Linked DNA regions of Homo sapiens: region 1 is linked to region 2. A link is a loop called in an ENCODE intact Hi-C map of the cell type or tissue named here. Cell type or tissue: PC-9. All regions are shown on one strand.

What was found. A loop is a pair of places that touch in the nucleus more often than their neighbours do. Peaks named below come from ENCODE experiments on the same cell type or tissue, not always from the same donor. Only the 100,000 strongest peaks of a DNase experiment are listed, where the experiment ranks them.
Region 1: it touches region 2 in a loop (11-fold over the local background); 3 of 110 quality-filtered maps call a loop at or near these places.

Annotation. Positions count from the first base shown.
Region 1 is chr13:105,916,876-105,920,875 of GRCh38, forward strand. No RefSeq gene overlaps it. Among named protein-coding and RNA genes, the nearest start is that of LINC00343, 210 kb to the left of the region's middle. RefSeq lists an enhancer at 1,913-3,112. In PC-9, no CTCF peak of the experiment used is centred here; DNase peaks (open chromatin) are centred at 2,396, 2,746 and 3,626; H3K4me3 peaks cover 1,601 bases; H3K27ac peaks cover 2,956 bases.
Region 2 is chr13:106,098,799-106,102,798 of GRCh38, forward strand. No RefSeq gene overlaps it. Among named protein-coding and RNA genes, the nearest start is that of LINC00460, 280 kb to the right of the region's middle. RefSeq lists an enhancer at 1,496-2,363. In PC-9, no CTCF peak of the experiment used is centred here; DNase peaks (open chromatin) are centred at 1,663 and 1,963; H3K27ac peaks cover 1,919 bases.

The DNA.
Region 1 (4,000 bases), 180 kb before region 2:
ACAGATATTTGATGTGAAGCCACAGTGAAAGTTATGAATAGGTACAGAAACACTTAAGATAATTCTTTTGTGCTTGAAAATATTAACCATTTATTAATTTAGCAAACTTTTGTAGAAAGTCTATTATGTGCTGCCTACAGACTATTGGATGGGTTGCTGGTTAGATATTCTAACTTCAGGACCTTTTTGGGTGACCTCCAAATCTGCTCATTGGCTGTTTATCCAGACTGGAAATATGCATGCTAAATAGTTCCTCAAGGCCGCCGCCCAATAGGTAAACTCCAATACACACTTTACATTATTTAATAACTTACTATAGAAACAAGAAGACAAGTGGGATGGATGCAACCCATGAGCTTGTTAAGGTCGTTAGTGAATGGAATAATGGGTATTAAACATACATAGAAAAGAAGGGAAGGATCAAGAGACACCCAGTGTTCTCAAGACACTAAATAAACATAAGCCATCAGGGTGGGAAGTATCCAAGTTACTCTAAATATGGACGAGCCATGATACAGCAAATATACAAGAAACATTCAGTCCTTTCTCAGGACACACTAAATATACACGAGCACTCGGTATGCCTGAGACCTTGACTTAGCCGCCGACTGGTGACACCCACTCTGGTCCCAGAGTCTTCTGCCCCAGCAATGCAATAAATCCCAGGGCTGTTCAGCTAGCTGGGGACAATCCACAGCCATCTTCCAGGCTTACTTATCCCTGTGTCTCTCCAGGAGACCAAATGAGTGCTATTAACCCGGGACATCTTGCTCAAACCTCAATTACTCCATCTGCAGGAAAGATGGATGTGGCATTGAGAGAGAGCCTGTGCGTGTAGAAACACTGCACATCCTGGGATTCAGGAGTACGACTCCTCCACCCCATTTGCACCCTATCCTAACTGTTAACTTACCCCATCTACTCTCCCTTGGGTCTAGATGCAAACTGATTAATACACCATGGTCTATGAAAAGTTTAAGTTGGTCTATGATTTTTTCTGTTCAGTCACCTGTGGGATCACTTTCTTAGGATTGTACTTATAGTCTACCAATGCACAGAGCGAATCTCCCACACGACAGCACTCTTCTAAAGCAGCTGCAGAGTTTGACCCTACGAACTAACCCTGACAATCAGACGCCATCCGACATCCCTGCTGTCCCCACCAATGTTGCTATGCTAATGCCACAGTGTCCTCTGATCCTGTTACTTGGATGACAGGAACTCTTAAGCCATACAGCTATTGCTAAAATTAACACCTTCTATTAATTGAGGTCTGGTCTAAGCCCTTTTTATCTATCATTTCATTGAATTGTCATGGGAAACCAGTGATATTAATGGTATAATTATCCTTCTCAGATGAGGAAGCTGATATATAAAGATAAAGTTGTCTTGATCAAGAGCTAAGGTCACACAGCTAATAGGAGGTAGAGCTTAAACGCAATCTGAGCATTGTGGCCCCAGAACCCTCACTTTAACTCCCACGTTCAAGGCTGTCTGTGGCCTTCGTGCTTGGCCTGTGAATTGTACAGTCTCTTAATGCACGTGACCCTCTTGAGCCTGTCAATGAAGCTCACTTTTTGTTATCTCCCCCACACCTCAGTGTACTTTGGATTTGAGAAAGAGACTATTTTAAAGGAGAGATCAGCAGGAAGCTAAGGGAACTGCATCTCAGGCTGGAATAAGGCTTTAAATTAAGAATAAATGCAAGATTCTGAGTTGTGTCCAGTGGTTAAGCCCTGGACGAAGGTGAGGGCCGAGGCAGTGTTCCCCTCGAAAGCTGCTCTTTGCTCTACAGTTCTTCACCACTGGGGAAGCTTAAGGGTAGATGGAATGAAAAGAGACTTACACTGTCACATGCAAGAGATTTAGGAAGCTTCATAAGAAATTGTTAGGAGGTCTTCATTTCATCTCAATTAGATCCCATTCTGTTCTTTCTAATCCTGCTCCACAAGGCTTTTCCTGTAACTTCACACATATGATCGTATTTAGTCCACATCCAATCCTGTAATGAGGCAATGACTCTATTTTACTTTATTTTTTCATTTTTATTGTTACTATTTTTTTTTTCCATAGAGACAAGGCCTCACTATGTTGCCCAGGCTGATCTTGAACTCCTGGGCTCAGGTGATCCTCCCACCTTGGCCCCCCCAGTGTGCTGGGATTACAGGTGTGAGCCATTGCACCTGGTCCCTGTGACTCTGCTTTAGAGATGAGAAAATGGAGGCTCAAAACTTGCAGTAATAGCCCCAGGTTACAATGCTGATAAATCATAAAAGTTGATTATGATACTGGCCTTGATGACAGCAGGATACGTTCTTTCCATTTAATCTCATCACTGGTGAGCCTACACTGATAAGAAATTCACAGTCATATTGTCACACTGCCTTTTCACCCGGTTCTATAAGGCACTCCCTGGCAATGAGTCATTCCTGCCTCAGCCCTTCTTCCGGAAGGAGGGGCTTGACCGGGCAGAGCAGCGGCTGATTTCCCGGGAGATCAGAAAGATGCAGATATGAGCAGGAGAAAGGACAGGAACTGGAAACCCGTAAACTGGGCAGAATTTAAATGCTCCTTTTCTCTGAGAGCGGTCCATTTTTACACATTGCAGAAATTTTCTCTGCTCCCACCTCCAAACTCACTCACAGTCCTTGATGTTTTTTGGCTGCATCAGCATATCCAGCAGTCAGGTTTCATAATTATCTTGTTGGTCACATGTGGCCCACATTTTCAGACATTCCGGAAATACACCGTGTGGTCTGTGCATCCACACACCTAACAGATCACTCGGGCAGCGCCGACCTGCAGAGCGACTCACCTCCCGTGTCATCTACCATCTGTGCTTACCTTGTTGCAAGAGGCAAGAAAATTCAGATGACATGGATTTGTTCCTGATTAATAGAACCGTAACCATTAATGAGCACAACTAGCACTAATATGCTTTTAAAACAGGAGCAAATTAGGCCTCTATGTGGTTGTAATATGTTATCAGCTAATTGATCGTTGCTGTTTTTTGTGGATTGTTAAAAAACAATGTGGATAAAACATGGTGGGAGGGATTTTAAAAAACAATGCGGATAAGGAGACTATCTATGAAATAAACAAATGTTTAATTAAATTAAAATTGTACAATTCTTTTCACTTGTTAATTTTTTTAAGAAATCCTTTGAAAGAGTGCTTCTAATTAAAACCCAGATCACTGGACCCTAAAGTACAGCAAAGGGACTTCAGGAGACTTTAAAGTGACTGCAGGAAGCCCAAGAATCCATATAGATTGAAAGTCGTAACCACCTTTGGCATATTTATTACCATTTTCACATTTAAAATTACTATTTTCAAATGCAAATTTTCACTGAACAAAATGGAAATTCATATGCAATTGATACTGAATTCCTAGTAACTTTTGTTCTTAATCATTTAATTGATTCTTTTCTAAAAGTACACTTTCTTTTTTAGGAAAAAATCTGAGAGAAAAGGTCATTACAAAGTTGTCCTCCCATTCTAGGGGTCTGGGAACCACTGATCTAATCAGGTTCTCTTTTTCTGGTATTGCACCCATTTGAGTCACGAAGAGTGAACTTTTGACACAAGCTGTCAAGATTTCCTCATAGACACGAGTGATCTATATCTGAGTCAGCCTGGGATTTCTTCGTTTCTTCCTTTGCCTTTGGTATTATTTGTGCAAATCAGCATTGTAAACCATTTTCCAGTGAGTTGTAATAGAAACCCAGGGCAAAAGGTCACTTCCGTTTTGGAGCCTCCCTGACTCTGCAGAGTTGCTCCCTCTGTCCTCTGCCCCAACACAATGCCTCATAATCCCCCTATTATACCCCTCAACTCAAAGCTCTTCTACCAGCTGCTTACATTATCTCCAAAAGAAAAGGGAAAGCTGAGATCCTGCTCCTTGGGAGAAGGTAGCTCTAGATCCAGAATCCTAAGTGTAAACATGTTACAGTAATTACAACATAGATGGCATCTACCAAGCACTAAATGAACCACAGGT
Region 2 (4,000 bases):
AGAGAATCTGGAGAAATGACCACACACCGTGCTATGTCCTTGCACCATTCATAGGTGACTTACGTACTGGTGAGTATATCTTTGAGGGGACCACCAGCTCATCATTGTCCACTCTGGACCATTCCAACTTTGGAATCCAGGAGGCTGTCTCACAATGGGAGATGCCACATAGCAGCCTACAAACACATTCCTCTCACAGCCATGCCCAGCAGGAGCCCTAAGTTATCCATATTGCCTCTTACAACATCCGTAATAGGCTTATTCCAAATGTGTCTTCTGCAATAAAGTTGTTCTTGATCATTCTAATCAGACATGATTTCTCATTCCTTTGCATTCCCATAGGACTTTGCACTGTATGATAACCTTTATCATTTTGCACATTATAATCTCATTTCTTAAATCCTGAGACTTGGTTGGTTTTTGGTTTTGCCTAGGGTAATAACTTGTCAATACCTATTTAATTGACCCGCTTACAGATATAATAGGGGGAGGATGGCTTCAAAGAGAAAACATACAAACTCATTTTTTAAAAGCCTGTATCTTTGAACACAAAGATGAAAAGTAAAATAAACATTAGCTCAAGAGGAGACCAGAGGTTGTAGAATATTGTATTGTCATGCCTGGAGAAAAATAAACACTCGATTTCCAGATTTTTTCACTGGGATTCTAAAGCATCAGAATAAAGCAAATCGACTTTAGGGGAAAATAGAGGTAGAAAGATAATGGGGTTCTTGCAAGTAATCCCCTGGAGGGTACAGGCAAAAAAGAAAGGTCCTTTAAGGAAACAGAACTTCGTAACAGTTATGGGTGTAATATTTACCATATGTCCCATATGTTTTCAAATTACAAAAGTGCAACTCTTTCCCACAGCGCATTTGCAAGTGGACCTGACAACCCCAGGCCACAGAAATCAAAGACGGTAATCTACCATAAATTCTGCCACGCTAGATGGAACGAATATCTGTCAGATTTTTTAACTTAAACTTCTCTTCCTTTAAGAAGGCAGCATCTGGCTCTAAACTGCACATTTAATTTAAAAATCCTTTAATAACAGCATTAATTCTCATCGTTTTGCATTCTAGCAGTCTGTGACAAGCAAGCATGCGCTGCGTGCGTCAGGCAACCAGACTGCAAAGAGGAGAGGAGGCTGGGGAAGCCGAGGCGAGAGTTCAGGGAGGAGGCCGGGGAAGCCGAGGCGAGAGTTCAGGGGGCACTGTTTGCCTGGAGCCCTGCTCCGAGATCAAATCAGGGGCCGAGGACGTGTGATAACGAAGGAATAAAAGTTAGAATTCTTTTTGTCTAAGCAGAAGATATCTTTCAAATAGGACAATGCACTTGAAGCTTATAAAAAGCAAACTGGGCCCTTAAGAAGGAGAACTCAGCAGTGGTGACAAAGGCCAAGAATCCTGATCTTTGGACACGAAGTTAGACTTGGCTTCAATTGCAATTTCTAATGATCTTATTTTTGTGCTCTCCCTTAACCCTGGCTCAGTGCTTATCTTTTTAAATGACTTGTTCCCTTTCGTTGAAAAAGCAAAACTGGGAACCTCTCACAAAGTAAAGGCCACACACCCTCTGTCCCCACCCTAGGGCAGGGCGTGCAAGGAGGGAGGTGCCCTACTAAGAACTGAGAATTTACTAAGAGTAAATTCCTCCCTAACGCTTAGCAGCCTGACTTAGGAAAGAGGGCAGGGTGGCTGTGATCCAGAAGCTGAGGGTGTCCCCAGAGATATAAGGAAGGGGATGTGCTGCAGTGACACACCTGGCTTAGGGGGAGAAGGCAGGAAGGGCAGAAACTAGCTGGGTTGGGGGGTGGGGAGGCAGGAAGGGAAACCGAGTTTGGAAGAAAGGGCCCCTTCTAGTGAGACTGAGTAAGCACAGAAAAAAAAAAAAGCCCCTGCTTTGTGTGGCCTCCCTAGAGCCTGGGGAATTTGCAGGAGATAAAAGGCCAGACATTTCCCCCTGAAGACTGCAGGGTAGCACCTTTGTTTGTGAATGGCACACACCCTGGGGTGGGGATTCCTTTGCGGTTGCCATGACGGCCTGTCACACAAAGTTACATGTCCTGCTCTCTCCTCCCTGCCGCCCCAGCTGTCTTAAAATGGCCTGGATTTTAACTTCTGCATTCAGAATGGAGGAACTTTGCTTCTTAGGGTTTCTAACGCAAATGACCTAATTTTAAAGTCCATTTCCCTCCGCCGGCCGAGCAAATCTACATGAAGGGTACCCTGAGAATATTTTATTTTTGTATTCAGTGCCTTTTCAAATTTTCTGTTTTATGTAAAGCTGTGTTTGGGGCATTAACAATGCATAACGATAACCACTTAACAAACACTGCGAAGGGAATCTGAAGTAGGTGGCCTCTAGGGTGGGGGAAGAAAGAATAGAAAGATAATTCTCTGAGACCGAAGAAATATTTCCCTAACTATGATTTCACAGTAAAAGTTTCCTAATAAAAAAATGTTGTAAAGGAGGGTCTTTTAAAAAGTGGTCTGTGGTCTGACCCCTCTTCAAATTTACTTTTATGACTAATGTTGGGTGACCAAGCAATTATTATACTACTGAAAAATCTCATTAACTGCCTGAAAAATCAGCCAGTAAAGTGGGCCATGTCTGGTTTCTGCTCAACCTCATAAAACCTTTGAAGTCCCATAAGCGACCACATAATGACAGTAGAACTGGGGATGCCTCGACAACCTTCTTTCCTTCAGTCCCTCAGCTCGGCTCTAGAAGGCAGGCCCTGAACACCAGGGATTTTTGCCCACTCTATTCACAGTGTCCCTGGCACGTAAGAGGTGCTCAGGAAATATTTGTTAAGTAAGAGAAATTTAATTATTGTGATATCTGAGGGATTAAAGCCAAAAGTTAACCATAATAATATCCTAGATGATTTGAGGAAAATAAAACATTTATGCTGGGAACTTTTTTTAGATAAGATGTTAACTTGTATTTTCTTTCCCTGCATATTAGATCCCTTTTCTTCTCTCTGTTGAAGCCAGTAGCATGGGCTGAGCCTGTTTCCTCAAGGGCTCCATAAAGTCATATCCCAGCAAAAAGCCTAGTATGGTGTTTCTAAAATTACCTAACCTTTGTTGCAGACAAAATATCCTTGCAATAATCACGAAGAGAGAAAGATTTTCTCAAGCCAAGAAAGAGATGGTCAAGGCTGGTTGGAGGCACGCTGGTAAGAATGGAGTTCTGTGGATCTTGGAGCAATGAATATTTGTCAGAAGCAGATCTTTGGGGCTGGCAAGAGCTCAGATTGGGGATGGTTACAGTTGGAGGAACCATGAGCAGCCTAGAGAAGACCCTTATGCACCAAGTGTGGTAGGGGAGCCCCAGAGTCAGGAGCGCCTGTCCTGTGGGCACAGTGAGCTTGAGACAGCTGTCTTGGAAGAAACATTTGAACAGGGCTTCACACTTCCAAGGTCTTGACCTTCCTCAGACCCCCTGAACACAGGTCTCAGAGGAGGGAAGGGGAAAGTCAAGATACACTGAGGTCAAATGGTCCTGCAAGGGTATTAGTCTGTTCTTATACTGCTGTAAAGAATTTATCGAGACTGGGTAATTTATAAAGGAAAGAGGTTTAATTGATTCGCAGTTCAGCATGGCTGGGGAGGCCTCAGGAAACTTACAATCATGGCAGAAGGGGAAGCAAACACGTTCTTCTTCACACGGTGGCAGGAATGACAAGTGCCACGCAAAAAAGGGAAACCGTCTTATAAAACCATCAGATCTCACGAGAACACGCTCACTATCACAAGAAAAGCATGAGGTGACTGCCCCCACAATCTCATCGCCTCTCACAAGGTTCCTCCCCCAACACATGGGGATTACAATTTGGATTACAATTCAAGATGAGATTTGGGTGAGGACACAGAACCAGACCATATCAGCCAGCTATGCAGGAAGGGGTCCCAAAATACCATTTAAATTAGCTCATAGAAAATATATTGCTCTTTCTTCTGGTACAACGTGAGTTTTTGAATGGAGATTTGCA